Regions from separate parts of the Mus musculus genome. Here region 1 is linked to region 2. Evidence: chromatin loops called from intact Hi-C (ENCODE). Cell type or tissue: left cerebral cortex. All regions are shown on one strand. Links, peaks and the distances in the headings refer to the core of each region. The heading gives the core; the rest is flanking DNA.

Evidence for each region. Peaks named below come from ENCODE experiments on the same cell type or tissue, not always from the same donor. Only the 100,000 strongest peaks of a DNase experiment are listed, where the experiment ranks them.
Region 1: it touches region 2 in a loop (2.1-fold over the local background); 7 of 42 quality-filtered maps call a loop at or near these places.

The regions. Positions count from the first base shown.
Region 1 is chr9:83,953,522-83,969,859 of GRCm38, reverse strand. Bckdhb (branched chain ketoacid dehydrogenase E1, beta polypeptide) reads right to left here. Exons shown (of 11, transcript NM_001305935.1): 3 at 16,079-16,147. Among named protein-coding and RNA genes, the nearest start is that of Gm29163, 23 kb to the right of the region's middle. In left cerebral cortex, for the core only: no CTCF peak of the experiment used is centred there; DNase peaks (open chromatin) are centred at 6,199 and 7,147.
Region 2 is chr9:84,244,529-84,260,866 of GRCm38, reverse strand. No RefSeq gene overlaps it. Among named protein-coding and RNA genes, the nearest start is that of Gm26146, 64 kb to the right of the region's middle. In left cerebral cortex, for the core only: a CTCF peak has its summit at 7,468 (motif pointing left); DNase peaks (open chromatin) are centred at 7,482 and 10,909.

The DNA of each region.
Region 1 (16,338 bases), core at 2,827-10,826, 290 kb after region 2:
GATAAACAGGTTCCAGGAAACGAGCAGAGGGCATTTCTGAATGAACCTGTGGCTATTTCACGGTGGCTGACTATAACCAAAGCCCATCTTTCCATAAACACCAAAGACAGACTTGCATCACTGCATCATCCTTGTGATACCAGCTGGAATTTAAGGGCAAGCCAACTCCATTTTTCTTTTTACTCTCCCTTCATTTATATGGAAATGAGATGTTTCCGAAAATGTATCTGTACCCAGTACCTACGTCAACAGCAAAGCTCCAAGCACACAAATTCCTCCAGCTGATTTTTGACTGTAAGGGAAAACAGCCAGGCAGAGCATCTGAAACCCGTGTGCGTCATTCACCAAGAAGGACATTACCAAGCTGTCAATTTCCATTAACCTGCCTTGCTTTAAAAATAGCCTAAACTTCCCTATCTAAATAGGATGCTGCCCTTTTCTCCGAAGCGAAGGGAACAGGACACGGAAGTATAAAAAATAAATGAGCTTTTCCCCCCTTTGTAAACAGGAGAAGGCTGACAGCAAACCAATTCTACATCCAAACTGAAGAGCTATTAATAAAATAAAGCACAAGAAAATGAAGAATCCATTTTAAACAGAAAACAAACAATGTTCTTCAAATATCATCGGCCATTTTTTTAAAAAAAGATCTGTCAGTTTCACAGCTAGGAACAAACTCAAAGCAAACATGTGAGCAAAACTAAACACAACTTATTCCATAATTATGATCTTTAATATAGCCCTAAGGCAGCACAGTGTAAAAATGTCCCCAAAGAACTGATGTTTGGCCAAAGAGGGAAAAAATAGTTTTGAACAATATAAATTATTCTTCTCCAAATCTGAAGTGTTTTCTAATTTTTATAGCTTATCACATCATCATTTCCTAAGCTAGCTCCAGATATTTTTTTCCCCTAAAATCAATTACAGCCAACAAATGCTACAGCCCATTCCTACAGCCTAATTGCTTGCAGAGAGCACTTTTATGTTTCATACGCCAATGCGCAGGTAACTAAAGAACCAGCAAAGCATCAACAAGGGCTGGAGAGATGGCTCAGAGGTTAAGAGCACTGGATACCCTTCCAGAGGACCCAGATTCACCTCCCAGCACCCACATGGAAGCTCACAGCTATCTATAAGCCTTGAAGTAAAACCACAGAACTTTGCATATCTGAAGGCATTCTGAAGATCTATGCAGGCTCTGAAAGCCAGGTAGATCTTAGAGGTCACTATCTAGAATTAAACACAGCAGAAGGGCTTCCATGCTGGTCCCCAACCAGCTAGCAATAATAGAAGGGGTGTCACTTGAAGAGAATACAGACATTTCTTTCAGTATCAGAGACATCTGGGGGGATTTTAGGGTTTTTTGGGGGGTTTTTTGTTTTTTGTTTTTTTCGGGTTTTTTTGAGACAGGGTTTCTCTGTATAGCCCTGGCTGTCCTGGAACTCACTCTGTAGACCTGCCTGGCCTCGAACTCAGAAATCTGTCTGCCTCTGCTTCCCAAGTGCTGGGATTAAAGGTGTGCGCCACCACGCCTGGCATTTAGGTTTTTTCTTTTTGAGATAATAATATAATTGGATCACATAAACCCCTTCCTTTCTTCCCCTCAAACCCTCCCATGTGCCTTGATCTTAAATTCATGGCCACTTCTTCTGTTAACTGTGGCACATATATGTGTGTGTGCATGTGTGTTTTCCCCCTAAATACATAGACAACTCTCACAGTCTGCAGCAGGTTCTTTGCATGTATGTTCTCAGGGCCAACCACCTGCTATTGGATAACCAACTGACTGGCTCATCTCTGAGGAAGACTCATGTTTAATCCTGGGCCCAATCAGTTCCAAATCAGACACGCAGCTAAAGCGAACCAGAATCCAGACTCTAACCCAGTGTTCTAAGATGAAAGAAACCTCCATTCATCTTCCATGACATGAGAGGATTTAGTCATTGTGTCTTGAAGCCTTAGTCATCTAACCTATTTCTGACCACGCTTTTCTATGAAAAATTGCCTTCATTTCAGTCAGCCTGTCATCAGTGGGCTCGCTGGAAATGCCTCCGCCTGCCCTCCATCCATTATTTCACCCCTCACTATTCCCTCGCCTCGTCCTTCCCCATTTTCCTGAACTTCCCAAACCTCATAATGCCCATCAATTTACCCTGACTGACTCTATCTTTGTCCTTCTTTGTGCTGTCTCCCCAGCAGGGCCAATGACTAATCCTCACACTTCTCAAACACGAGTCATAACATCTGCACTTTCCAGAAGTAAAAATTCTCAGATATGACTTCAGATCTACAAGTTAGGTATCCTGGGAACTAAGTTCCCATAATCTCTGTCCTCGAAAACCTTCCAAGTTCAAATCTCTGGCCCAGCAGTCACCTCACCCCTGTCTCACCCCTGGCTGCCATGTCTCTCTTCTCAGCTCCCTCATGCTGTAGCCAAAGTCAGATAGTAACTTAAACTTGTATGTATGTTTCCAAGGCTGACCTTTTGGTATTGGATAACCAATTGGTATGTTCTTCCCTGAGGAAGGCTATTGTTTAAGCATGTCCTTATTTGTCCCAAAGTGCCCATATTCTCATATTAAGGTAGCAAGAACCCAGGCATGGAAGCATCATGTCTCTCTACCAATATCCATTTTCCTGGACCTCTCCATGCCAGAACTCTGGCTACCCATCTTACCACCAAACACACAGGAGATCTTCCATAGTCGATCCATTGTCTCTGTACATGCTACCCTTTCCATATGAACCAAGTGTAGGTTTCTGCCAGGTGGGCTCTCTGCTCCTCCCTGTTCCAGAGACAGCCACATCTTCTTGTGCAGTGCCAGCCTCATCCCGTAGACAAAATGGCGAAGGTAAAGTGTAAATGGATTTGGTCGTATTGGGTACCTGGTTACCAGGGCTGCCTTCTGCTTTGCACTTGACAAAGTGGAGATTGTTGTCATCAACAACCCCTTCATTGACCTCAACTGCATGGTCTACATGTTCCAATCTGACTCCACCCACGGCAAATTCAATGGCACAGTCAAGGCCGAGAATGGGAAGCTTGTCATCAACAGGAAGCCCATCACCATCTTCCAGGAGTGAGACCCCGCTAACATCAAATAGGATGATGCCAGTACTGAGTATGTTGTGGAGTCTACTGGTGTCCTCACCACCATGGAGAAGGCCGGGGCCCACTTGAAGGGTGAGGCCAAAAGGGTCATCATCTCCGCCCCTTCTGCCGATGCCCCCATGTTTGTGATGGGTGTGAACCATGAGAAATATGGCAACTCATCACTCAAGATTGTCAGCAATGCATCCTGCACCACAAACTGCTTAGCTTCCCCCCCACCCCCCCACCCCCCCCACCCCCCGCCAAGGTCATCCATGACAACTTTGGCATCCTGGAAGGGCTCATGACCATGATCCATGCCATCACTGCCACTCAGAAGACTGAGAATGGCCCCTCTGGAAAGGTGTGGTGTGATGGCCATGGGGCTGCCCTGAACATCATCCCTGCATCCACTGGTGCTGCCAAGGCTGTGGGCAAGGTCATACCAGAGCTGAACATGAATTTCACTGGCCTGGCCTTCTGTGTTTCTACCCCCAATGTATCTGTTGTGGATCTGACATGCCGCCTGGAAAAACCTGCCAAGTATGATGACATCACGAAGGTGGTGAAGCAGGCATCCGAGGGCCCACTGAAGGACATCCTGGACTACACTGAGGATCAGGTTGTCTCCTGCGACTTCAACAGCAACTCCCACTCTTCCACCTTTGATGCTGGGGCTAGCATTGCTCTCAATGACAACTTTGTAAAGCTCATTTCCAGGTATGACAATGAATATGGCTACAGCAACAGGGTGGTGGACTTCATGGCCTACATGGCCTCCGAAGAGTAAGAAACCCTGGACCACCCACCCAGCAAGGACTGAGAAAAGAGAGAGGCCCTCAGTTGCTGAGGAGTCCCTGTCCCAACTCAGCCCCCAACACTGAGCATCTCCCTCACAGTTTCCACCTCAGACCCCCATAATAACAGGAGGGGCCTAGGGAGCCCTCCCTACTCTCTTGAATACCATTAATAAAGTCGCTGCACCTGAAAAAGACTCTGCTAGATGGTGCAGGAAAGCTGCCGGTCTGAGCACTTCCTTAGAAGACTTTCTACCCACTCACCTTATTCCGTTGCCTCCCCCATACCCTGCTTTCAGAAGTCTCTAGTATGGCCATGTCCTGAGCATTTGGGCAAGTTTGCAACATGAACTAATGAACTAAGCTAATTCTTGGCTAGCCACCATAGATCCCATTTTCCCATGCCTTTTACTTTGGAACTTCTAACAGTTTTGCCAAGGCTATATATATATATATAGTCTCACCAGTCACATCCACAATAACTCCTTTGCAATGGAAGACCCTTACATTTCATTGGCGTTTAGAGAGAGAAAAAAAATTAGATCCCTATATTAGTAGTTTCTTTCTGTGGAGGTCTCTACTGCCACTTGCTATCCAAACTCTTGGTGTATAGTTTAAACGTCACATAATTTAACTCAGCTTCTTTCATTTAAATTCTGTCCTCAAGAAGGAAAACTAAGCTTCCTGGTATTTCTTATGTGGTTTTATATTGTTATTTTAGACATAACTGTTTTATTCCATATCTAATGTAGTGTTGGTTTATCCAGTACACTGTGATTTGCTTAAATGCAGAAACAACATCTTAAAATTTTGGTACCTTCTAGGGTATCAGTTCTCAGTCTTGGCTACATATGTGAATTACCCTAAGGACCTCTTAAGACTGTATGTAATACCATATCCTGCTCCTTCAAGGAACGTAGCATCTCTGGGGTGATTCGAGGCATCAGTGATACTGAATGTGGGCAAACCCAGGAAGCAGCACTCGGCAGGACTGTAGCTGTCTGTATACTTGTTCTGGATATTTGCCCCACTTATGAACACAAGCAACCATGAGGCATCTACATTCCTTGGATGGCACCACCAACAAACCCTTGATCCTGATAAACTAACCCTTAAACCAGGAAGGTAACTCCACTGAAGTACATTGGCCTAGACCAAGTTTAGTCATATTTTTCCTACCTGTCAGAAAACTCTGCACCTTTAACTGTCTACCTCTCATGACCACTAGTCAAGGTACCAATGGGACCAATCCAGAACAGCCTTTCTCTACGGTGTCTACTGCACATCTCTGCCTTGTTCGTTCCTTATAACTTGTGGTCAACAGTCCAACAATCATATCACATGCGTGAAAGAAACCAGAGATATTTTGAGTGGCAACCTTCCAGTTCTTCAGATACTGTAAAACAGACCCGAATAAACAAAACAGGCAAGAGTTGCCAGGCAGCAAGGGTTCCAAAATAGCTATACAGCTGAAGTTCAGGAAACTTGCTCCTGCCAGAAACAAAAGCCAGAGGGAGTGTGTTGAACTTGCATGCCCATAGCAGGCCTGTTGTTTTCCCTGAGATCTGACTACTCCAAAGGTGATACAGGAGAATTACAGAAGTCACAAATCCCCCTCAAGCATTCCAGAGAATTTAGTTTTAACAAACCTTAGATGCCTGCTTCATTGCCCTATCAAAAACACCTCCTCATCTCCCTTCTTCCTAGATGATGGGCAGTAGCCTGGTGAAAGGCAAGAAGAGTCAGGCAAGGCAAGATACCAAGCAACTGCTAAGACTTTCCTAAGACAGACGCAACAGAGAAAGATGGACTCCCTGTGGTCTGGAAAGAAGAGATTACATCACATCCTAACTATTGCGCCTCATCCCTTCGAAGATCAGCGGACATTAACTACCTAAACAGACACCACTAATACCAGAAGGAGACCTGCAAATAAAGCTGAGCAGGCAAACCATGCTGCGTCGAACCGCTTCCCCTATGGAGGTCACACATGAAACAGACCCCAGTACCAATAATTCTGTCCTATGATCCATGCTTCCCTGGACCCTTCCAGGGACAATGGGAGGGGGACACCATAACCAGAGTAGTGGCACTGTCTTCTGCAGGCAATTTCAAAGAATGAGCCCTGAAGCTTGGCTTAGCTGTTTCTTCCTCTGTAAATGAAGACTCGGGAGTAAGCATCCTGAGGCTGGAAGAACTGGGAACATGTTTTACTTTGTTAACCTCTTTAACTACAAGAGGAGCTAACGCTGAGTAGCGAGCTGCCTTCTTCTTCTACGCCACACGCTCAGAAAAAAACATCTGCTACCCACACAGCAAATCAAGATAACTGGCGAGAACGGAAGAGCAACCAAGCATTGAAATTATTCGGTTCTACATTTGCTTAGGAGTCTCTGGGAGCAATCAGTACAGGACGTGTAGGTCAGAACCTCCCAACAGATCGGATCCCTCTGAGTTTACCTTCAGCATCCTGTGTGGTGAAGGAAGCCATTAAGGAGAACACAGCTAAGACAGTAATAGCAAGCCTTTTTTTTTTTTTTTTTTACGTCGTCACACCCTGTGAACACACTCCGTAGCCAAGGAAGCAAAGGTCTATGATATTCACTGGTATACATGGACACAATGACTAAAAGTATACCTTAGGCAGAAACTCCACTGAATATTTATTTAACACAAGGAAAGTGTACCAATACAATGTGCTCACCTGTAATCCCAGCACTGAGGAGACTGAGGCAGGAGGATCACAAGATTGGGGCCACCTGGGAACCAATGAAAGGAAAGAGGAAGAAAGTGAGGGAGACAGAAACAAAGACAAGAGGAAGAGAGAAACAGACATAGCACGCTATTGTTTAATTTTAATTTAAATAAGCACAACAGATTGGTTCCATTTCTTGATTTAATTAGAGATTAATTAAGATGTTGCTACAGTGATTTAAAGTTTCCTCCTAAACTTGATGAACCCCCACTTTTTCTAAAACAAACGTTCAAATTCACTACAGAAGAGACCTTGTCTAATTTAGAGTCCGGTGCTAGGGGTGCGGGGGTGTCTTCCCTTCTGGCTCAGAAACAAGTTTCTCCTTTGTGTCCACTGGACTCCCCACTAACAAAGACCAGGGAAGAAAAAGATGGGTTAAGTGAGCGGCCTGCCCAGAAAAATGAACAGAAATTCCTTATTACTAAAGACACTTGTGCTTCCAGGAGCCAGAACTACAGAATAAGAATCCTTTGGCTAATTTATGGCTGGCCAGACGCCACTGCTTCTGGCTGGGGGCCAGAGGACCTGTGGGAAGGGGTGGCAGGGTGCCACAGAGAAGGTCACGCACCGCATGGCTAATGCTGCCTTTGGGTGTAGCTGCTCACCAGGAAACTGAAAACTTTCGGTCCAGCAAGCTTCCCAAGTGGCTTCTCAGCTCATGACATTTGCCAACCTTTACCTAACTGATCTTCATCAACCCTGCCAATCAAAGCAAGAGAGAAACCCCATCTATTTAAATGGGAACAGAAAACAAAGCCAATGTTCTCCAAACTTCTGTGGCTCTCACAAAGGAGTCTCACTCAGCAAATACCTGGCAAATGGCATTCATGCTGTCTGTCCCCTCCATGCAAGGCTTGTTTTTACTGGCTACGCCTCGTCTGAGTAGAAAATGACTTTTTCCTAGTGAATTTAATAATTATTACTATGTGATCTTAGAGCTGTATTACACATTGCACTAGGCAATGAAATCCCAAGCCAGGATTAGAGGGAGGGAATGTGCCTCCCTGTATACTATAATAGCCTGTACATTAAGATTCCTGAAGTGACTTAGTAAGTGACAATATTAGCTTTGTGTCAAGCTGCCCTGAAGTGGCTACAGTTGTCATGCATACAGCTTCTACAGACCAAAAAAAAAAAAGTCTTCGAAAGAACTCAGCAGATGATGCGATTTGTTTCAGGTTGAACAAAAGAGGATGATGGGAGAATCCAGGCATTCATAGTTGCTGGAGGCTAATCTGAACCATTACACACACACACACACACACACACACACACAAGTCTTCATATCCACCTCTTCACCCTCATAATCCAGAAATCTAAATGAGCTACTGTTAATCACACTCCTTTATTGCCTGATGGTTTTTCATTTTCAGAAATCTAATAAATCATTAAATTGATAAATCCCCAAAGAAACCTGAGCAATTAAACTGAGGGACCCACAATGCTATTTGGAGAAGGGGGAGTCTATTTTGTAACTAGCCTGACCACACCTAAGCTGATCTTTGACTCTCCAAGTCAGCAGCGACCACACGTCTGTTTTTAATTCTTCAACGCCCATGGTTTTTCTTTGAAAAGGAGGAAGATGATGATGACAAGATACACAAACAACCATGAACAGTTAAATGGAGGCGGCACAGAAAACTAAGTGTTGAACTCTCCCAAGCACAGCCAAGATCATGGCGTGAACATCAAAAGGGTGAAGAATAAACCAAAAATGTACTTAAAAAAAAAATGTAAGTGTGTGTTTTCCAGATGTGCGGGAGTCTCCTCGCAGGCCAGAAGAGGACATCAGATTCCCTGGAGCTCGAGCTTGAGTTCCAAGCCGTCGTGAACCACCCTACCTCGGTGCTGGCAACCGGACCTGGGTCCTCTGAGAGAGCAGCGGGTGCTCTTACCCAGTGGGCCATCTCTCTTACCTCACTGTTTCTTCACAATATCTTAAATTCACAAACTACAAGTGTCTCAAAATGGGAATCCCTTCTAGAGGGGCTCATGTGGCTGTAGATATATAATTACTACAGCTGAAAAAAAGTGCAAAATCCCAAAGGGTAGCTAAGACCACCACTTTCTAGCCTTCACATACAGATCAGCCAGACCCAGGAATGGCAGGCAGTCATGTGCATTCAACCTAGTGAATTCTAAACTCTTAAGATGAATAGAATTTGTCTTTTTGGTGAGTGTTATTTTATGGCAAATCTCTCTTAAAATATTGCCAGGTATGGTGGGGTAAATCTTTAATCCCAGCACTCATGAGGCAGAGGCAGGAGGGTCTCCATGAGTTTGAGGCCAGCCCGGTCTACATAGGGTATTCCAGGCCAATCAGGACTACAGAGTGAAACCTTGTTTTTAAAACAAAAAAGAAAAAGGAAGAAAGAAATGTGTTTGTGCTGGGTTTTATTCATTTGGCCTTGTTTGTCTGTGGTGCTGATAATTTATCCCAGGGCCTCACTCTTCCTAAGTAAATGTCTAACACTAAGCTCAGTGCCCAGCTTTATCTAATGTGTAGAACCTTATATTTATTCTCCATTAGAGGAAACACATCACATATTCCCCAGTGATCTATGGCTAACACGGACAGTAAAGTGGAAAGGCTTTACACCAAAGACTAGACTTGAGTCAAACAACTAGGAACACATAAAAATTTTTTTAAAAAGTGAAATAATCAAAAATATGTCTAGCATACTATACTACAAAGTAACAAACAATACTTCCATCTATTAAAAAACATCGATCGATCGGCATGAAGAAAGACATGCAGAGGCTCAGGGTTCAGGTCTGGGAGGTTACTATAGCAAATCCATCCCCCAAGGGACACATGATTTCATCACAGGCATACTTTCATACTTGGAAATATAAAAGACCTTTTACCGATTAACATATGGCTTTTCATAAAATACAAAGCCTTGCTGCTCTACTTCTAAATGGCCAAGTTTAAAAAGACCCAAGAGCCAGTGTTGTGCTATGGACAGTGATGCTGATCAGCACTAGTCATGCTGATCTCAGTCTAGCTCCCCAGCGCCTGTTCACACTCACATCTGAAAAGTTTAAAACCGTGCCACCGTCAAAGAAGGCTGAGAAAAACTGGCTTAAGGGCATCATATTCTGTGATGATGCTTAAAATGTCAAAAAGAACACCTGTCTGCAGCTCTAACATTTAGTGTTTAATCAATTAAGGAGGGGGGAAAAACGGCGAAAATACCAGCTGCCAGCAAAATGACTTCATGCACTAGGAGAACCTGTCTGGGAGAAAAAAAACACACAGGATTCTCAAACTCTTTCAGAGGAACTTCTGTCAGCTGTTCCTTACTCCACAGATAACTCGAAACTTCCAGCTTTGCTAAATTAGAGTTCCTCTTTCTTTCTTACTCTTTCCTTCCTTCCTTCCTTCCTTCCTTCCTTCCTTCCTTCCTTCCTTCCTTCTTTCTTTCTTTCTTTCTTCCTTTCTTTCAGTTTTGTTTGGAGACAGGAGCTCATGAGCTCATGTACCAGGCTGGCCTCAAACTCATCAAGTGGCTTTAAACACTTGATCCTCCTGCCTCTGTCTCCCGGCTGGGATGGGTTTGTCAAGTTATGGTGTCTGAATTCAGGGCTTCCTGCAGTTAGGCAAGCACTCTGTCAATTAAGCTGACATACATACATACATACATACATACATACATACATACAAGTTCTAGAACTCTTTATATTTTTTCTCTCTTACCCCTGTAAGGGGGGGAGGGGGGAGGTCCTCAAATTTATGATGTATACCAGGCTGGCGTCAAACTCATAAAGATCTGCCAGCCTCGACTCTGCCTTCTGGGATTAAAGGCGTGTGACACCACCCTGGGCTAAAAACTCTTTACAATTCTAGCTTCTTTATAAAAAGGAACTGTTGGTCTATTTGCAACTGGTCACTCGGGATGGCTGACCTCTCAGAACTTCCATTTCTGTGGCTTTTTGTGATAGCTGATCTGTCTAAATCAAGGCTTCTCAGCCTCAGTACTACTGAGCCAAGAATCTCTGGGCTACACACAGCCTTCCTTTCTCTCCAACTCTGATATCCTATAAAGCATTAAATAGCTCATCCTCTTAAACGCTGTTTGTTGAACCATTCATTGTTCAGAAGTACCTTTAAGGGAATGCTCACTTAATCTTTGAGAAATTAAAATATGGTAGCCACTTCTGTCAACTTGAATTTTAATAGATTCCAAAGTGGTCATTTGTAACAAAAAAAAAAAGAAAATGATTAAAAAAAATCAACAAAGCAAATAAACAGGTCACTATAAATGAAGTATAGATTAACAGTATTCCATCTCGTTTCTGAGGGTAATTCCACCAATTGAACAAAAACATAAGAAACTGACAACACACGCACACAGTTCAATAAGACAAACAAATCATATATTCCATCTCTCCAAAGAATTCATATTTTCATAAGGTGTTTCATAAGGGTTTTCTTTAGCACCAAAACCCTCATCTCACCAACCGCTGTCCTGCAGTGCAAGCTTGTCACTGAGTCCAAGAGCAAGGCCATCAGTCAGACGAGCCTTTCAGCAGGAGGAATGTACAACAGAAGGCCATTCGCTATGCTGACGATATTAATATCATTATTCAGAGAAAAGTTTGGGACCTGTCAAAAAGCTATGCCTATGCCCCTCCAGGTTTGAAACTAATCTGGAAAAGACGCTTCTTAAAATAATATTCAACAGTGCTTAAGGTATTCAGAGAGCAGTGCATGAGGGGGACCAGAAGAAAGCACAAAAGATGGCCTGAAAGTGTGGAGGAGAGTCCATGGAGTCTCCTGGCCTTCCGTCTCCACCCAACGAGTGAGGACAGATACCAAAAGCCAACTGGCAAACACAGGCACGTCGCAAGATGCATCTTCTCTCTCGCCTCAGGATTATCCTTCTTCTCCCTCCCAACTTCAGCATCCTAAGGTATCTGGTTATAAAACTCCATTGGTGTTAGAGAAGAGAAGAGCTAAGCGGTTATATTAGCTCTCCAAGCTGCTACAGCAGCCACACATGTATGGATGCAGTAATGGAAAATCCCCAGTGCCTGAGAAAAGGCAGATGCCGGCCGGGCAGGAGACTCCTTCAAGTTCTCTGTCTCACCTAAGTTTCCTGCAGTCAGTGGGCCAAAGAGAGTCTAAGAAACACAGCCCAGCAATATTTATAGCAGTGCAGAATGGCACTGTGCAGATTGTAGCTTTAGGAGTTATTTGTGTTTATGTGGAGGGGTTTTGGGTAGAGGCCAGAAAACTGAAGAGTGGGCCATGAGGGGTAGGGTTGGGGGATGGTTTGGGAGGGGTGGGGAGGAAAATAGAAGACATGGGGTATAAAAGTGGAAGTGAGGATTCTGGTGAGGGGAGGGTTCAAGCAGGAACAAGGGGAAGGGAAATGGGGAGGCCAGAAAATGTGGGGACAATGCACAGAATCATCCAAAGCTATGTATGGATGAAAACGTTGCCATTAAGAAACCTGTTATTTTGTGTGCTAACTTAAATATATTTTTAAAGGAAAAAATTATAAATGCATACAGCAGTTTCATAGAAGACATACACCTAGCACACAGGGTCAAAGAAGACTGTTGCATATGCACGTGGCCTTCAACAGAAGAGTACCTTCTCCCCACAAACTAAATAATATAAACTATTCTCTCAATCTTTGCTTCCCTGGAAGTCTGCTAGCTCCATCCGATGCTGCTCTGAGACAGATCTCAGCGCCCACCACATTTAAAGCTGCCATTTGGTACACAATGAATTGCTGGGGACATACCATTCCATTGCTCTTAATTTCCAAGACACTCAGTTTGTTCTATCAAAGGACAGGGAAGGAAAAGAGAAACGGTTTGAAGCTTTTTATTTCCCACTCATCCCGGCCATCTGAGTACAAAACAAACCTGTAGCTCCCCGTTTAGTGTGGGCTCTAACCATGCCGCCCTTTCACGGTGATACGAAGCAGCGTCCAGCTTTCCAATACTACATCAGTAAACCTGCAAAACTTCCATCTTTACCTCCTGATGGATGCAAAAAACTTAGCCACGGTTCCACACCAGCACAATGCTCAGCTCTCATTGAAAAGCACAGACTGCCACCTACTGGCCACGAGCCTCTCTGCACTATACGCACAAGGCTTCTCAGAACAGGAAGCTGGGTATCTCCGGCTGCTTTCTATTGCTGGGAAAAAAAAAAAACACTGTGACCAAAAGTAACTGGGAAAGGAAGGGGGTTATCTCACCTTACAGCTTCTTGTCTGCATGAAAGGAAGGCAGGGCAGGGACTCAAGGCTAGAACCGAGATGCGGGAACTGAGCCACAGACCATGGGAGAAAGCTGACTAAGTGGCTTGTTCTCCAACACTTGCTCCACTTGCTTTCTTACACAACCCAGGACCACAGGCCCAGGGATGGCACTGCCCACAGTGGGTTTCGCCCTCCCACACAGATCATTAATCCAGAAAATTGCCCCACAGGTGTGTCCACAGGCCAGTCTGATGGGGGCATCTTCTCGGTCAAGGTTACCGCTTCTCAGATAACTCTAGCTTGTGTCGAGCTGTCGAGAACCAACAGAGTCAGCTCATCATAAAAAAAAAACAGTATCTTCAACTTTATTTTTACAATTTGTTTTTGTTTGTATAAATTATTTAAACTCCACAAAATAATGGTAAGCAGACATGTTTATGTGAAACTGAAAATTTCCTGGAGTACACTCAAAAGAGCAGAGGTTATTTTTGAAGTATTTATTTGATTTTTGTATGTTTGTTCCTTTCTTTTTTCTTTTTTTTTTCTTCTTTTTCATGCCATGAATCAGAAATATTTCTGTGAGCTCCCCAACATCCACATTACCTTTTAGTTCTGAAAACAGAACTTGATCACAGAGCAGTAACTTAACTGTCCGTCCCCATCAAGTACAGACTGTTTGAGATTTGAACACACAACCCACAGCACCTTTGCACACTGGCGCTACGAGTTACTCTGACACAATGCTAAAGCTAAAGATGTCCAGATGAAAGACCCTGACTCTGGATCTGGCCTTCTGCCTCACTTTCACGCTTTCCCAGATATAATCTCTAGCATACACCAGGCAATTGTGTTTAAATCTGTCTGTCCTGAGAAAGTTCTGAGAAATGGCTGCTCTGTTAATATCTAACTGCGTGCTTACTGGTGTTTATTTATGTGTTTTTCTGATCATGAATTTCTGACCTCAAACAACCTTCCTTAGATCATTGCTGTCTTTGTTACATTCATGTATCAAAGTTCACTGAAATTGAACTAAAATTGTCTACAGCATTAGACTGTGGTCTGCCCCATCCTTTAAGGTCCTCAAATCTCAGGTCTCGCAGACAAATCTGCATAGTTGAGTGAAAGCTGACAATCAGCATACTGTGGGACTCTAACATGAAGATCTGGGGTAGAATAGTCAATCTATGACTCTCAAGCTCAGGGTAGAGGTATAAATTAGAGGAAGAAAGTCAGAAGTTGCTAGTAGGACAACAGGAGAAAACGTGGATGAAATGCCCCACATAGAATGGATTCGGTAAAGAATCATACATGTGACCTGTGGGGAGAGTCAGGAAAACTGTCCCCTACATCACACTGAGTCAGCTGAAGAAGGAGTGCCCTCAGAAGCTGCACCACACAGAGAAAACACCAAGTTGTAAAACAGCACAATTCTACCTTTTGAATATTAATATATACAAACCTATTCAGATATGCTCCAGGTACAAATATTCCGATGCGCCCAGTGATCATCTCTGGAAATACCTGAAGGATGCTTACCCTCTCCTCTATATGTCCTGAAACAGTATACAATGCACACTCATCTCTCTGAAATCAAATGTATAAAAGTTTCTCTTTTTTTTTCTCTAAAGATTTAAAAGTTGCTAAGAGTCTGCAGTACAGAAGACAGCCTTCTAACCAACTTCTTTCACTCTCAAAGGCTCACAGAACACACAGCCAGGAGGAAGCAGAGGATTGGAACCCCGTTATCAGTGGCAGAAAAAACAAACATGCTGACTGTTCTCAGTACACCACACGGAACTCAATACCCCGGACCTCAAGAATGGTGCAATGGGGAAACACAATACTTTTGTTAAAGCTTTTAACCTCCCTCACTGCCCATTCAGAACACACCTGAGCACTCCGGGGCAGAAGCCACGGGCAGATAGATGACTGACATCAACTTCTAAGCCTGAATGTACCTGCTTTGAGATTAGGCAAGAGTGAATGAAGAAATAAAGCATGGGGCACCTAAGACGCATCATTAACAGTAAAAGAAGAAACGCATTCATTAGCGAGTCAGAGGGCTGAGCATTCTTAGAATCAAGGTAAGCTCGGACGGCTCTACCTCCGAGTGAAAAGGCAATGAAATCGGCCTGTAGAAAGGAAATGTGTGCCATGCAAGAGACACAGATTGGCTGTGAGCAAAGGCTCAGAGAAGGGGCCGCAGCTGGTGGACTTCAGTGTCACCTTGGCCAGGCCACAGTGCAGTTACATTTACTCAAACACAGCTCTAGACACTGCAGCAGAGATGCCCATTGGCTATGAAGAACTTTTAAGTCCTCTAAGCAGAGAACACTTCACAGGACAGAATGGGCTTTTTCTGGTCTTCCCCAGATTTGAAGTCTGAGGTTTCCCAAAGGAAACTAAATTTGGCTTCAAGACTCAACTGTAGGAATCCTGGTGAGCTTCCCTGCAGACCGGCCAGATCTCTACAACCATGCAAACCAATGCTGCAATACAAATGAAATCTCCACCAGTGTCTTAGTTAGTTTCCATCATCATGAAGAGATACCATGACCAAGGCAACTCTTATAAAGGGCAGCATTTAATTAGGGCTGCCTTAATAGGTTCACAGTTTCAGTCCATCATCATCAAGCTGGGAAGCATGGCAGCGTGCAGGCAGACAGGGTACTGGAAAAGCTAAGCATTCTACATCTTGATCCGACTGCAGCCAGGAGAGGGCTGACTGTCTCCCAGGCAGCTGGGAGGAGGGTCCCAGAACCCACCGCTATAGTGGCACACTCCCTCCAACAAGGCCACACCTCCTAATAGTGCCACTCCCTGGGCCAAGCATATTGAGACCACCACAACCACCAACATCAACAAAATACCCACTCTTACCAACACAGACAAATGGGCAGAATCTTGAGTTAGAGACAACGGGGCTGAGCTTGACGACAGTGATGGCAAGAGGAAGGGGTCCTTGGATAGATGAATGATGCAACAATCCATGTTGTGAACTGTTTGGCAATTTGTGATATGTGTAGTATAAACTACATTAGGAGAGTCCAGCTAGGTCAGATTTGGAGAAACCCAGCCCATAGAACTCCGCAGGGTGTTGCCAAAATAAAAGGAACCCAACCAAACAATAATACAGCACCGTTTCAGACATGTCTTATATCTTCCAGATCCTTAAGTATTCTACTGAATGCTGTTTACGTAGCTAGTAACTTACCGTATTTGTCTCGTAAACCAACAGTGCATCGGAAGACTCCACCAAAGGCAACATCTTCACCAAATATTACTGAAAAAAGATTGTTGAAAGGATATATTTAGTATGCCCCAAATTTTGAGTCATGAAAAATAAGAAACTTAAATATTTAGATTTGAAATTATGCATACACATACATACTCATATCTGTGTAATACAAAAGTGGTATACATACACACACATACATACATACATATATATATATATATATATATATATATATA
Region 2 (16,338 bases), core at 4,072-12,071:
TGAATCTTGCTCTGTTCCATGCACATCCTCAGAGCAAGCTTCTCTTAATCATGTGTTCATGACTCATCCTGCCTCATGATGACAGCCTTCTTCCCTTCTCCTTTGTCCTTCTCCTTGTTCCTACCTGAGATCCCCTGACTCGATCTGATGTTCTGATTTCCAATATTCTCTGCCCAGTCACAGGCTCTAGCTTTTTATTTACCAATAAAAATTATTGGGAAGGATTCTTTACAGCACATTGGTCAATTCAATGTTCATGTCCAGACAGCAACCTGATCTTGGAGGACAGAACTCAGCCTCTGAATACACAGTGCACAACATCAATCCCAATAATATTTGGTTGAAACTTTATTTTGTTTTATTAGACATTGCCTAAGCTCATTCTATCATTAAAACTAGATTGATTTATTTTTAGCATAGACAAGAACAAAAATATTTTCTTTTGTTTACTTATTTGCTGAGACAGGATCCAGGATCTCAGGGTATCACAAGCTGGCCTCCAGTTCTCTGGGAGATCAAGTGTGACCTTGAGCTCCTGGTACTCCTGTCTTTGCTTTCCAAAGGCTGGCATTATGGGCATTTGCCACCAAGGCAGGCTCAAAAATATTGCTTAACTCAGAAGTACACAGAAAGGACACATCGCCTATAGTAGAAATAGACACCATTTTCCTATAAAAGTCTGCCGTCCTTATAACAGTCATACTTGAGCAAATCAATTAAAAGGAAGTAAGAATTATTTTAGTTCCAGAGGTTTTAGCCCAGGGTCTGTTGGTTGTATTGGTTTGGAGCCTACAGCATACCTACAGGTCATCCTGGGGACTGGGATAGAGTGAATCTGATCAGTTCATGGCAGTTGAGGGTCAAAAACAGAGAGTAACAGAAGTAAAGATTAGGGAGAGACTCAATAACTTCCTTCTCCCAGGTTTCATTTCCTCAAGGTGTCTCACATCCCCACAGTACCACAGCCAAGCAGCTACACTTGTAACTCAGCCTTTGAAAATCACTCAAGATCTAAACCCTAAAAACCAACATAATTCAGATTATTATTTAAGAAGCAATAGATTAGGTTCATAATAGCTTCAAAGCATTAGAATGTATGGCTCTGTTTCTAACAGAATCTCCTTAGAAAGCAAAGGACATGCTTGAACTATAGCTAAAGTCAACTCCCTTCTATTGGGTGAATTATAGAACCAGAAAATTCAAATGTAGTTGGTTAGATGCTCAAGTTTTCACCATTAGTAAACTCTCTCCATAAATCTAAATAAAATTTCCCCAATTGCATTACTTTAATTATTAAAATCAGAGATATAACCCAAGTCTTCCAGCCTTATCTGATTTGAAATATTAGAATAAATATAATTAAATATACTATCTCATGAATGACAGAGATTAATAATTGTTCTATTTGCTTATAATTATGTCCATTAAAACTTCTTCTCTGAATGTATGTTTATAGGTAAATATTCTGCTGCAAACCACCCAACTGCTTAAAAAAATGTGATATCTGAATGCCTGCTTAAGTTTTGCTAACCCAAGAAACTTAAGCCTACTCGCTGCTGGTTCTATCCTTGTGATCCACCACATGGATTCTGCTTGGCAACCCAACAAAAACCTCACATGTTGAAATAATTTATTTCTAAACCTAATATTCCTTCACAAATTCCTCCATATGATTAACTCTTTTTCACTTTACCATTTCATAGATGTTTTAAGACAATAGAAAAATCAATCATTTCTCCAATTGTGAAAATAAATCTAAATAAGAGGAATTTGAGAGGGCAGAAATAGAGGGGAGATTAAAACGGAGAGTCTGCTTTCGCAAATATACATTGTTCAAGTATCTTAAAGATGTTGTCTTAAGTGTTTTATTTATAATCTGTTGATAATTCATTTAAGAATATGTTAAGTGTATTCAACTCCAAACCTTAGTTCTAAACCCTTTGCTGAAACTTTTAAATGAGCCACCTATAAGCAATTTCCTAAACCACTGGCTGGTGAGTGGTGGGTGCTGGCAAAATTGAGCCTTCATTCTTGTTTCTCGAGCATTCTATTTTATCTCTACTATTTCATAGGTTAAACATTTGTGAGAAAGGAGCTCTTTTTTTTTTTTCCTAAGTGAAAACAAGGGGCAGGGCACATGGCTATGTGGGTTGAAATCAAGGGAAATTAACCAGGAACAGATGTTGGCATTGCCTCCCTCTCTGTCCCTGGGTTTCAGAAGCCCTTTTGCATAAAGGGAGCTGCTGACAATACCTTGCACAAGAGGGGCTTGTTTGTGTTCAACATAGCCACTCTATGAGGGGTGTAGGGAGGATTGGGAGGTAAGGGACAAGAGGAAAAGGAAGAGAAGGAAGAGGAGGGCATGGAGAGGTAGGAGGAGGAGTGAGAAGAAAGGGAAGAAGGGTGGGAGTAGGAGGAAGGAGGGAGCGTGTAAAGGAGAGGGTGAGGAGAAAGGATGAAGAGAAAAAAGAGGGGAAGGAGAGGATTGTGAAGAAGGAAAAGGAGGAGGGAGGTAGAAACAGGAGGAGAAGGAAGGCAGGGAAAGAAGAGAAGGAGAGAGGAAGAGGAAGAAATGTAACTTCTTGAAAGCTCTGTCCACCATTTCTCTAGCTCACAGCACCAATACTTGGGAAAGAATAGTAGAAGAGGCATTGTAGAGACCAAAATCAAGGGTGCTACTCTTCCTGGAACATGACGGGAAAGCCAAATGATCAGCACCAGATGACTGAGCTCTGACAATTATACTAACAGTTCTAAAGATGGAAGACTTCAGCTATGCATTCTTGACAGAGCTCATGGGAACACCCTACAGAGAAGCATTGTCACAGTACACACCAGTGGCTGTGGCCTCACTGAGGCATTCTTTTGTCAGTGCTGCCTTTTTATACCCTTGGGAGCTAAGCATCAAGTAAGGTTTTTAAAATATATTTCTGATTGCCACTGTTAAGCGATCTGTGTGTCTGTTTACATTCCTATCCCCAACATGCTTGGAGTCTATGGAGATTTTGAAATCTGGGCTTACTAAAAGAAGATCCTCTGCACTGAACACGACCTAAGCGACTATCAGTTCGATCCCAGAGGGGAACGAATGATGATTATTCTTTCTCACCCTTCTTGCAGTTTTGAAACTCTAAATATTAGCGCTATAGAAACAGCTTGACTCTAAGTACGTAGTCTCATCGAGGGATGTGCCCAAACTGAACGAGACTAAATGGTATTTGGACATATTTCCTATACACAGGGCAGCTTTAGTCTTTATAAAGCAGACAACTTATTTCATATGCATCACCTCATTAATATATAAATAATAAACATTATGTGGTTATAGGGTTTAAGATTATTGTTAAATAAAGTCCAAAAATGCTATTTTATGGAGTAGAGAAAAGTAAGGCCAAGGAGAAGGAACTCCATGGGAGGCCTGTTCAGATGTCCAAGTTCTGGATAATATTGACAAGGCTCATAAATTTGAAGGGGGAAAAACCAGAATATTCCATAAAAGCTTTGGAAATAATTGAAAAGAATATTTGTACAAACTGTGATCTAATATCAAGAATTAATCAACAAAAGAAACAAGACTTTTTGCCAGAGTAAGCAAATTTAACATGATTGGAAACTCAGACGATCCCATTTGTCAAGGAAAGCATAGAAAACAGATTTCAGTTCTGATCTATTCTCTGTGTCCAGCTTCCACTTCGGATTTATGTGCTGAGAGCTCTTCTACTGGAAAAGAACAATGGTCCAGAAAGAGTGAAGTCACCATAGCTGTACTGAAAGGAAGGGAAAGTTAGGGGTCTTCTCTTGGAATCCTCCAGGTTCTAGGTGTAAGCTGCACACTACTAAAATAGGTCTGTAAACTCTTTTAACACCCTGATGAGACTTCAGGAAGTCTCATCGCAATCTTTTGCAAATGATTTTGCCTGTTGAAAAGCATCTTCCATATGAAAATTGCATGTGCTGTGCAAAAGGTTCTGGTCTTCTGAAGCTTTGAAGCATAACAGAGAGGTCAGAGTTGATGTTGTGTTGCTACCCTCTCTGGCAGAGCTGTGTTTTGCCGAAGATTGGGGGACTAAAGGGCTCAATGGTATCTAATGGCCTGAGTAGAGTTGCACTGGGTAGAAATAGGGGAAGGTCTCAGGAGTTGTAGATGCTGACGCCAAAAGGTTACCAGGTGAGAAAAGAAATGCTCTCAAGAATGTTTAGTTCTAACTCTGCATATACAATTTCACAGCAAATTTTCATTTTGGAAAGAAACTCTAAATAGCTTTCATTTCATTTCCCATGAGCAGATACTGAACCCAAAACTATATGGGAAAAAGTGTATTTTTCTGTAGATCATCTAGTCAGCCATATTTCCAACATGGAGCCAATTCAGAGCTGCTGAAATCCAAAGTAGTTTTCATACAATAAGCTATCTGTTTTAAATTCCTCTGTGTGTAAGCACACGCATGTCCACATGGCACACAGGGTCACAGAGTGGACGACTCTCTGGGGGGTCAGTTCCTCTGTTTCTCTTTGATTGACACAGGGTCCATTGTTCATCGTTGCATACATCAGACTCCCTGGTTTGTAAGCTTTTGGAGATTCTCCTGTCTCTGCTTCCCATCTCAACCCACAGAACTGCAAATGGCTTTACATGGGCTCTGGGGATCGGACTGTATTCTCACATTTATACGGCAGGCACTTTACCCACTGAGACATCTCCCAAGACCCTGCCAGAAGCTAATATATGGGGAGCTCACCACACCATGAAAAAAATGGAAAAGAATTTCATGTGCTTATGAATAATTTTAAAAGGCATTTTCCTTTGGGGTATGGCCAAAGAATCCATCATGTCGCGTGTGACTTTAAGAGTTCTCAAACTTTCCAGCATCCTCTGTTAGGAAGGCTTCCATGTTTTCTACATCTCTTTGACATCACTCTTTAGCCTCTTATTCTGTTCTACACGTTCACAGCATGTTTTTAATCAACATAGTCCATGTTTTTGTATGTCTGTCACAGCACAGACTTTGTCATAATTTAAGTAAAGCATCTCTATATTATTCAACACCCATGTTAGTTACTGGAAACACTGCTCTTGAAAAGGTCTCTTAATGTTGCCATTTCTGCTCCATAAGATAAAAACAGACAGAAAGTCCTGAGTCTCTAAGAGATGAAGTAACAACCCGAAGACAGACAGACAGATGGTGGTGAGGCCGAACTCTGTTTCTCCTACATGCAGACAGCCTCCACTGCTGATAGGAAAACTCATTCAATAGAATTGCTCCCGTATTTGGACAAGCACATAACTTAGATAGCTAGTACTACACATTACATCCATTAACCCTTTCTAAACCCAAACATAGTCTGTGTTCTAAAGGAAGGCTGCCTTAAAAAGGAGCATTGCTCCAACGTAAGCAATCTGTAGATGACTTTATGGACTACACAGATGATGGCGACCACAGACCACACTGGCAATACTGACTTATGAACTCCGTGGCCATTCCAAAGATGCAGCTTCAACTCACTCATCTCAACCACACACAACTCGACAAGGTTGATGCTCTTAGGTCCATGTCATTGATAAACGGAACACAAAGAAATTAAATGATTCACTGAAGAGCGCACAGCTCGCTATGCATCATGACAAGGGTCAAACCTAGGGGGAGTCTCTTTAAAGTCTTTAAGTACTCTACTATTCTAGCCCAGAGAAAGTGATAAAAAGTTATATTCAGCAAGCTGCTCAGCAAAGCTTGGTCTTATAGGCAACACAGGAAGTGCGAATTCGATTAAAGTAAGTAAGAAGAATTCATATGTTACTAAATGGCTTGTGCTAAGAGATACCGGTTAGCATCACTTACTGTGGGCACTACCATGGATTCAGGCTAATGATCCAGCTCATTCCTATAAAATGGATGCTCAGTACATGGGAGTTCTTTGCACTTGCTGGAACCACATTTCCAGGTAGCGTTCTATGTTCACTATGATTTGTGAAAATGGTCTCCTAATGTGAGGATGCACCCCCATAATCCCATGCCAGAAGGATCGCAAGTCTGAGGACTGCAGAGGGGGACCCATTGCAAAAGGTAAAATGTGTAAAACTAGGGTTATAAGTTGAGGCAGCCTAAGCTTTTAGAGGAGAGGTTCATCTCGGTGCTTCACCTCACTGAGCAGGTCTGGCTGTCACATAGGTAGCTTCTGACTTGTCTTCATTAGGTTAATAAGCCAAGCCTCTTTGACAGAGAAAACAATTGGAAATCGAAGGTTAAATGACCAGTAAAGGCTTAAAAACATTGAGTCCCGGTAAGTCAGAGGAATCAAAGTAGTAAGGCAAGGTACTGGAAATACACTGTCAAGATATCGTGGCCTCCTGTTTAAGTTTAGCTGCTAAAGGCAACTTCACAAGGCTAAAACTTCAGCCTGCTACTTCTCTATTGAGTTACTTGACCTTTCTAGCTTCTAATTTACTGATCTGAAAAAAAATGGTAATAATGACACCCTTCATACTTTTGCTTTGAGAATTAAACATATATATGTGTGTGTGTGTGTGTGTGTGTGTGTGTGTATAAAAAAGCAAAAAGGAAGAGAGAGAAAGAGAGACTGCTTAATAAAATAGTGTAAATTCAAAGAAATTTTTAGGCATAAACCAGTAGATTCCTTTCTCTTTGTTATTTATATCACTTGAATGAACACAGTAGGCATGTGACATCATCCAGTTCTCGGGTGACACCACCCTGAGACTCTGCAAAGGGTTAGATGGTATAACTACTCTCCTCCTGCTGTCTCCGTTTTAGCCCCACCTCTTTGTTCTTTTCTTAAAGGTTCACTTATTTTCAGTCTATGTGTATAAGTATTAGACGGCATGTGTGTATATAAGTACACCACATGCTTTCCTGGTGCCCACAGAGGCAAGAAGAATGTGTCATTGGATCCTTTGGAACAAGAGTGACATGTGGTTGTGACCCACCATACTTACTGGAAACCAAACCGAGGTCTCCTGCAGAAGCATTGAGTGTGCCTCACTGCTGAACTATCTCTTCAGTCCTTCATTGTTCTTTTGTAAGCTATAGTCTGTACCCAGGCCTACTACAACTTTCCCACAGAGTGGCCTTGCCACAATACAGCCCTATTCTGGTGTTTTGTACCCATCTTTCTGTCCCCACATCATCCACATTAATAGTTAATGTTTGCCTGATTTAAATGCAGTTGCAAAGTGCATGTGCAAATTCCAGGCAATTTCCATTTGAAAACAGGATGACTCATTAAGGTCCCTTCTGATAAACATACTGCAGGCTGGCCTGGTGGGTTTTCAATGTCTGCACTTCCAGGTGCTCCTGACAGAAAGGGAGCAATAGGAGCTGCCTGACACTGGCTTGAGGAAAAAAACAGCCTTGCTATTGACAATGGGCTGGTCCATTGCCTGGAAACAGGTAGAAGCGTCCTTGGCTTGGAGCTGGAGGGTGCCATGCGCCCTCTGCTGGCTCCCAGCCTGCTCCTCCTGTCTTCAGGGCTCTAGCATCCGCGCAGCTGGAGGTGAAGAGGAGCCTAATGGTAAATATAAATAAGAGGAACTAGTTACTGAGTTTGGGAGGCCTACAGGTCAGCATCCACAAAAGAGCTCTTCCACACTGCGAGCCACCACGCCCAAGTCCACCTGACTCTAATTTTGTGCAGTTGGGAAAACACAGGGCAGATCCCTGGGTGAACAGCAGAGAATCTGTTAGGGCTGCTGATTCTCTGGCTGTGACATCAATTTGAAGGGGCAGAACATCAAAGCTACTTCTTAACCTTCACCATTGTTTATTAATGCTTCTCCCTGCCTAAAACAGTTGCCTCATTATTATGCCTGGGAATACCACCCTTGACCTTGTTCGTGAAGAAAAGGAAAGAAGAACACTGGGAAATAATTTCTTTCAGACAGACATGCTGATGAAAAGTCGCTCACTGCACATCCAGCTTTCTGTCTCTCTCTGAATTTTTAATCTTGTTTGTGTTGGATGAGTCCCGTACCTCTCCGGTTTTTCTGACTATTGATACTTGCCGAGGGGTTATTCTATTCCGAAACTAGATTTTGTTTGAAAGAGGCAGACACTGCACCTGGAAAAGCTAGCTAGAGAAACAACAATATTATTTTACTAACTCCCTGGGTACCATCCCTATTCCTCACAGCTTGCATGAGAGATTGCACTCATAAGAAAACACATTTTCAGTGAGCAATTACAAGTGAGAGACGTCTCGCTTTGCTGAAAGGCATTGCTTTTAAATGGATGCCAAGGAGTGATGCTTGTATACTCGGACTGGGAAGGACATTATGTGTTTCAGAACTGCTTAAATCACCCCCTGAAACTTGCAGTGTCCAAGGGGAGTGGATGTCTTCATGCAAAATTTAAGAGAAATACTGAGACAACATCTCCTGCAGCAACAGTTATTTCAGAAGTTCCAGTGTGATTAACAAGTGTCTGTTTCATCTTTTCCTCTGTTTAAAATCAGACCACAGTCTTATAAAGCAAAATAGCACAAAGGCTTTCACAAAAGAGGATGAGATTCCTGTAGATCCTTTTTTTCTGGTTGAGTTCAATTATTGGCCACACAGTTCATCTATTTTTGGTTATTAGCCAGTAATGATGAAGTAGAGAGTCTGATTATTTTAGAGAATCATAAAAGATTACTAAAGTCAAAATGGTTTGATTTCATTAATATTTACTTTGATTTATTGGCCAGATTAAAGTTCAGTGAAGTAATAGGTGTTATAATTTTCAGTCAATATACAATAAATGCCATTGTGACATTTGAATTCTGTATCAACATCACATTCAAAACCTGGACTTCTCAGGCAAAGTACCTTAAAATGTCTATTCAGAACTCTAGGATTCAACACCTATACAAAGAAGGGTAAGCAGCCCAGAGGATTGACAACAGATCCGTAATCAAAACCAACAGTTTCAGTAGACTCCACATTCCACACAGGGCTTTAAAAGTAGAAAGCCCCTCAGTGATGAGCTAGCTCTTCAATATCTGTATTGATCAAATAATGTGTGGTCTGATCACATCACACATCCAATGGTGGGCCACCAATCCCAAAGATGGCTTATGCATAATAAATGTTTGCAGTATACTCAGCAGCTAAGTGAGCAATTTCTATACTCCTGAATGGGTCTCGGAATAGCTCATTCATTCAGTCCATGACAGTGTGGGGCTAAAATCTAACAGTTGCTTCTTCAGTAGAAGACAGAAATGTGGCAATGTAATACTCAGACTATACCAAATCAATACTATATATAAAAAAAAGGGGGATGGAAAATTTTCAACTGAGTTCCTTCGTATATCAACTACTAATCTCATTGTCCCAGACCATCAATAAACATGTTATGTGGAAGGAAAAAGGAAAAAGGAAAAAGGGAGGAGGTTTTATTTTTGACTTACATTTGAGGGGACACCTGCCCTTGTGGCATGGAGGGCATGTGGTAATGTGTAGTATCTTGTAATGATGCATTCATGATCAAGAAGCAGAGAGAAATAAACAATAGTTTTCAGCCCAAGTTCTCCCAGTTCAGGAGCCCAGCTCAGGAGGAGGTGCTGCACATATTCAGGGTGGGTCTGACCTCTTTGGTCAAAGTTATCTGAAAATACTATCATTGACAAAACCCAAAGTAGTTTCCATGGTGATTGTAAATTCAGGCAAGAGGACAATTAAGATTGACTATCATACTAATACATCTGGGAAAGGAACAAATTTAAGCTTATTGAATCATCGTGAAAAACACATGAAATAACCACTTCTAAAAAGAAAAACACATTAAAATGCAATTACTCAGACCATTTGGAAATGAAAATATTTCCCTATGTCGGTTTCGAAAGTGAGCTCCATAAAGACATTATCTTAATAATTAATTAGCTTTCTTGATATAAATGTGTTGGACTTGAGAAATGTGTCTTCTGTGAATGCACTGTATATCAATGCAATCTCAGTGACATCAATTACCATTTTAAAGTCTGCCTCTGATTACAGGGTATGAGTTTAAAATGCAAGTCAGTTGCACAAATATTGTGTCTTGCTTATGAATGTCAGCAGCACTATTTAGCAGATACTCGTCTCTTTATTTGACAGCAATAGCAAACATCTTCAAGAACACCCAAAGAAAGCTGGTGAAACGATAGGGCTGTAACTCCAGTACTCAGATGCTAACACAGGAAGATGGCAAATTTGAAGACAGCCAAGGGTACATAGAAAGACCCTGTCTTGTTGCATTTCAAGTTGTGGTAGATTCCCTTCTTACTAACAAAGATTGACTTGTGTTACAAGATTATCTAACAAAGTCAAATTCCAAATTTCATAGCATGGAACCTAACAAAGATACTTTGCCAAGAATGTTGGAGAAAGAACTGCTAAAACATTAACATGTTTGGCAAACAAAGACTGGTTAGAGGCGAGAGAGATGATTCAGTGGTTAAGAGTTCTTTTCTTGAAGAGGACCTTGGTTCAGGTCCCAGCCCCATGTGGCAGCTCACAATTACCTATAACATCATTTCCGAGGGGTTTGATGCCCTCTTCTGGCCTCCAGGGACCTGCAAGCAGATCATAACATGGAGGCCAAAACTCACATATAAATAAAGTAAAAAATAAATAATTTTATTTATTAATATTTACAAATATATTTTCTATTTCTGCTCACTTTCAATTTTTTCAGAGTGTTCTTAGAACACAAGTGAATTTTTTACAAGGACAAGTAAGTAAAATTAAAGAAAAAAATAGAATGGGTGCACAGACAGTATTGCCGAAGCTAGCTGCATTATTACAAAATACCAGAAAAAAAAAAAAAACTCAGAAAGAACATGACTCTACATAGTTGCAAATAACCATGTCTTGCCAACTTGGAAGTCCCCAAATCCAAACACCCCCATGTCTTAAGTACCATAGTCACTACACTCTCCTCTAGAAATAGAAACAGAACCACTCTGTATTTATGTCCCATTAGTGGCTGAGTTTTGAAAGTCAAGCCAAGAGGATTCCAGAAATGAAAAAAAAAAAAAAAAAAGAAAGAAAAAAAAGTGAGAGGGAGAGAAAGAAAAGCTTTTGTATGACTCATCTGTTATAAGCCTCTGTAAATCTACATCATTACCAAAATATGACCAAAATTGCTATATAAATACCCAAGAACTGGAACGGAAAGAAGAAAAAAGGGTATTATGTCAGATTTCAATGAGTTTGGTACAGATGCGGCATTAAACAGGGAGGCCATGATAAGTTTCCAGTTGTTTAATTCTTGAGGATTTTTTGTTTGGTTGTTTGTTGTTTCTGTTTTGTTCTGTTTTGCTTTGTTTTAATGATGACTTGAGCATAACACTGATACAGAAGACCCATAAGACAGGGATCACTCCACATTATGGCCATAGTAGCATTCAGTGGTGCCCCCACCCACCCACAGCTACACATTTTAACTTAACATAAGACGGTTGGTATTTTTAGAAAATATTACAGCAAGAATATCATTCACATTAATCACAACCTTCAAAAGAATGACTCCCCATTAATTCTTACACATGCTAGCTTAATTTTCCTGTGGGACCTGGTCAGCCAAATTATAATCAGCACTCAAATTAATGATATAAATAGTATCTCAATTTCATAAGCCTATGCACATAAGTCACTTGGAAAAAGACATACTTTTAACTTTTCCTATTTTATTCCAATTTTTAATTTTTTTTTTTTACTGAAGAAGCATCTAGAGAAAACTGCCCTGAGTGTTGAACAGTAGTGTTCTATATTCCATTAACTCGTTAGTTATGACTTTGTTCCCTTAGTTACAATCAACCGCTGGACACACATTCGTGCATACACATCTCATTGCCTCTGATGCCCACAGGGGTTTAGAAAGTGTTTTAACATGGAATTTCTGAACAGTTTTCAGGCATGTGTGAATTCACTCACACTATTCTTGGATTTCAAAAAATAATAAATGGAGCTGTCTTTTCACAGACATGTGCCATATTTTAGGAAACATAACATTGTAAGTATATGGAATGGTTAAACAATGTAAAACACCATTTGATTAATGTCTGATGTAAATGGTATACACAGGGAATCATAAAGAGTTCTGAAAGCAGTCAACAGTGTGGATCAAATAGTTAGCTAAAGATTACCCAGGGGACTTGAAATGAATTGTGACGTTTGAGTGAGAGACCATTTCCACCTAGAAAGAAACAAGATTTACTTTGTACAATAGCTAAAAATCATGATGGACACCTTATATAAAACCTAAGGAACACATGAAGTTGTATAACAACACACTGCACTTAGGGATGAATACTTTTAAACTGTACCTGTTAGCTAAGGTAAAGAATGGTGTATTTGAATTCTGTATGATCCATGGCTCTAAAATTCAAGGACAAACAAATCCTAAGTATGAATAAGGACACTGGACCTGGTGGCTAGCTTTAGGCAGGATATTATACCCAAATAAATAACTTTAAATGTAATTGCTATTGACTTGGATGGAAAACAAGAAAATACACTGGGATATAGAAATATTCTCTCTTGAACTAAATGATGGAGATTGCACAGACACAAAAATTCACCAAGCCCTGCACTTAGGGGTTGTGCACTTGTAAGTAACATGGTATTAGATAAATGAATAAAGGTTGGGGTCTGTGAGAGGAAACAGGATTATTAGGATAATATAAATTGAGCAATGGAAAATGCTTACACAGCTGCCTATCCTAGCTCCAGCCTTTACAGATCAGGGAGTCCTCTGCTGTATGTGTGTTGGAGGCCTCACATCAGCTGGTGTATACTGTCTGGTTGGTGGTTCAGTGTCTGAGAGATCTCAGGTTTCCAGGTTAAGTGAGACTGCTGGCCCTCCTACAGGATCACCCTCCTCCTCAGCTTTTTCCAGATTTCTCTAATTCAACCACAGAGGTCAACAGTTTCTGTCCATTGGTTGGGTGTAAATATCTGCCTCTGACTCTTTCAGCTGCTTGTTGGGTCTTCCAGAGTGCAGTCATGATAGATCCCTTTTTGTGAGCTCTCTATAGCTTCAGTAATAGTGTCAGACCTTGAGGCCTCCCCTTGAGCTGGATCTCACTTTGGACCTGTATCTGGACCTTCTTTTCCTCAGACTCCTCTCCATTTCCATCCCTGCAGTTCTTTCAAACAGGAACAATTATGGGTCAGAATTTTGACAGTGGTATGGCAACCACATTCCTGACTTAATGCCCTGTCTTTCTGCTAGAGGTGAGCTCTACAAGTAAAATGCCCCCCCACTGTAGGGCATTTCATCTAAGGTCCCTCCTTTTGAGTCCTGAGAGTCTCTCATCCCCCAGGTCTCTGATACACTCTGGAGGGTCCCCCTGTTTCCATTCTTTCTCCTGGCCCTCAGGGTTTCAGTCCTTTCCCCCCACCGAATACCAGATCATGTTCCCCTCTTCCCCTTGCCTCCTGTTCCCCACCCAGGTCCCTCCCTCCCAAATTAAGAAGGAATCAATTCAGTGACAACTTGTGGAAAAATGACCATCTTACCCAAGACTGAAGTACATATGGGGTAGAAAGTAAACATTGAAGGAAAGTCTCAAGGTGATAAATTTTAAAAGCACAAAGACAAAGAGAAAGAATCTGTAGAGGCCTATTGTGGCTGTGAGCACCAAGTATGAACCCTGTGAGTTCATGGATGGCTTTTGTGTCATTTATAGCTTTTGCTTTAATCATCTGTCTGGGAGGACAAATAATTATACTTCAGTGTGACGCTACGGAGCTAGTAGAAAGACTCCTGCCAAGAATGAAGCAAAATGTAAGCTGTTGAAGTAAGACACTAACTGGAGAAATAAGAAGTAAGACTGTCTAATCCTATTAGATGTGGGAATTATGAGAGAAGAGGAGAGGAGAGGAGAGGAGAGGAGAGGAGAGGAGAGGAGAGGAGAGGAGAGGAGAGGAGAGGAGAGGAGAGGAGAGGAGAGGAGAGGAGAGGAGAGGAGAGGAGAGGGGATGGTGAAGGGAGTGGATGGTGAAGGGAGGGGATGAGGAGGAGGGGAGGGAAGGGGAGAGGAGACACCACAGTGGATGCTAAGCTGAGACTAAGGAGGTAAATTTGGCACCAGCAAGGTTTTACTTTGACATGCTCTGAGGTTGAGCACACAAAAGTCATAAGAAAAAATGTACAACCAACAGCTGGAGCTAAAAATATGGACATTGTGGACAGCAAGAAGGACAAGGTGATGAGGCCAGCTCCTAAAGAATAGCATTATGAGAGAGGAGGGACCTTGAATATCCTGTGTGCAATGCCCTGGGATAGGAATGTACACAGAGATGCATCCTGACAGCACTCTCTCTACCTTATGCTCACCAGGCTGCTTTCTTTCTGTCTCACATGTCACCCAGAGATTTATGGACACTAGTTAAGGAAAGTAGCAAAGGAAATTTTTGTAAGACCATTATGTCCTTAACTTCATTCCTGGCCTGAAAGCAGTGCCATTTAATTAGACAATATGCAATTCTCTTCTCAAAGTCTAGAAAGGTCCACAAATAGAACTTCTCAGTGCTTTCTTCCTAGGTGAAGAAAACAGGAAATGCCATTTACAGACTTACCTCTGCTCCAAAATACATCTAGTTCCTGACATGTCTGTGTTCCTCTGTGAAGACCCAGCCTTCTCCTTAGTATCTTCTTAAAGCAAGAAATAACGAATTCTGCAAGCCAGATGTGTCCAAGAAAACTTAGAAACAGCCTTCCTCCCTGGCTATGATCAAATTATTATATAGTAAATTGAACCGTAACAGAAGTGCATTAGAAGCCTGGAAGCATAAATATAGTACATCTCTCACCAAAGTGATAGCTACTCCTCCCAACTCATCAGCATGGTTAAGGTGAATGCGTCTTCCTGAGAGATTCTTTGGCCAGGTGGATTAACTTATTTTTTTAATATTAATTTTTGGCATTTTGGAGATTATAATAAAATTATATTTTCCCCCTTCTCCTTCCTCCTTCTAAACTTTCCTACATTGCAGCCTCTTGCTTGCTTTCAAATCATAATAGTTATTCATTAATTATTATTGTTTGAATATATGTATATGGATATATATTCATATACATATATATATTCCTAAATATAATCTTTTTGGTCTGTAGAATGTTACTTGTATGTATGTTTTCAGAATTGACCATTTAGCACTGGAAAACCAATTGGTGTGCTCTTCACTAGTGGATTAACTTTAAAGGGAAAAGAGAATTACATATCTCCACTCAGAGGCAGATTTCAATATTTTGGGTAGGAGACAATAAAGCTTTCCCTTAATGGTCTTTCCATATCTCTGTAACATTCCCTCTTTTGAAGAGATAGCTCAAAAATAATTTACGAGATAGGCTGAAACTGGGGAATGGACAGAACCCATTTTTACCATGAAAATCTCGATGCTCTGTTCCAGAGATGTTCACTGGTGGAGATTAATGTCTGGACTGAAGAAGTCCTTGCCGTTGGATGTAGTATAGGCATGGTGCTCATTTAGAAGGAGATAAGAAACCAGAGCTCCCTTGCTCCCTTCTGTCCTGGCAATAGTACTATAGACATTCTTGGAATTTCTTTTGGGGGGGATCCCCTTTCCTAAGCTTGCCTAACTAATCTCTCTCTCTTGTTCTAATCACCCCCCCCCCCAGTGATATTTAAGGAAATGAGACATAGGTCTTTCTAGCTGGATTCTTCAAGGTAGGTGGGACTGCCAGGTATAGTAATTGTGGTATGCTCAATTAGAATGGGGCTCTCTAGAGGATCCCAAAGTCACATTAACGGTCCCATTAATACGAGTGCCATGTGTGAGGAGGAAAGGAAGTGGTTAACTGGTGACTGGATAGAGATGTGAGAAAAAATAAGAAAAGGTTAATACAAAAGTTGGTTCTGCAACTAAGAGTTGATGGTTCTGCAGTTTAGAGTACTCAGCACTCTTCTAGAGGTTTTGAGTTCAGTTCCCAGCAACCACATGGTGGCTCACAACCATCTGTAATGGGATCCAATGCTCTCTCCTGCTGCGTCTCAAAGGATCATCAGTATACTCACATAAGAGAGAGAGAGAGAGAGAGAGAGAGAGAGAGAGAGAGAGAGAGAGAGAGAGAGAAAGAGTTAGTTTAATGTTCCATCCTCCAGGCAGAAGGCATGACAAAGGACATTTTTTAATGTCTGAATTTCTTGATGGGCTCACAAGAACATCTCCTCACTGACTTTCTCCTACTGGTTTTGTTCTGCTTACAGTGGGTATAAAGGAGTCTTCATGGCTGAACTCAAGAATGATGATGAGCTCAGGGTTCACTGTTAGGCACTTAGATAACTCTCGGTGGGGTTAGAATCCATAGTGTGAGGTTCCTCTCAGATAGTTTCTAGAAA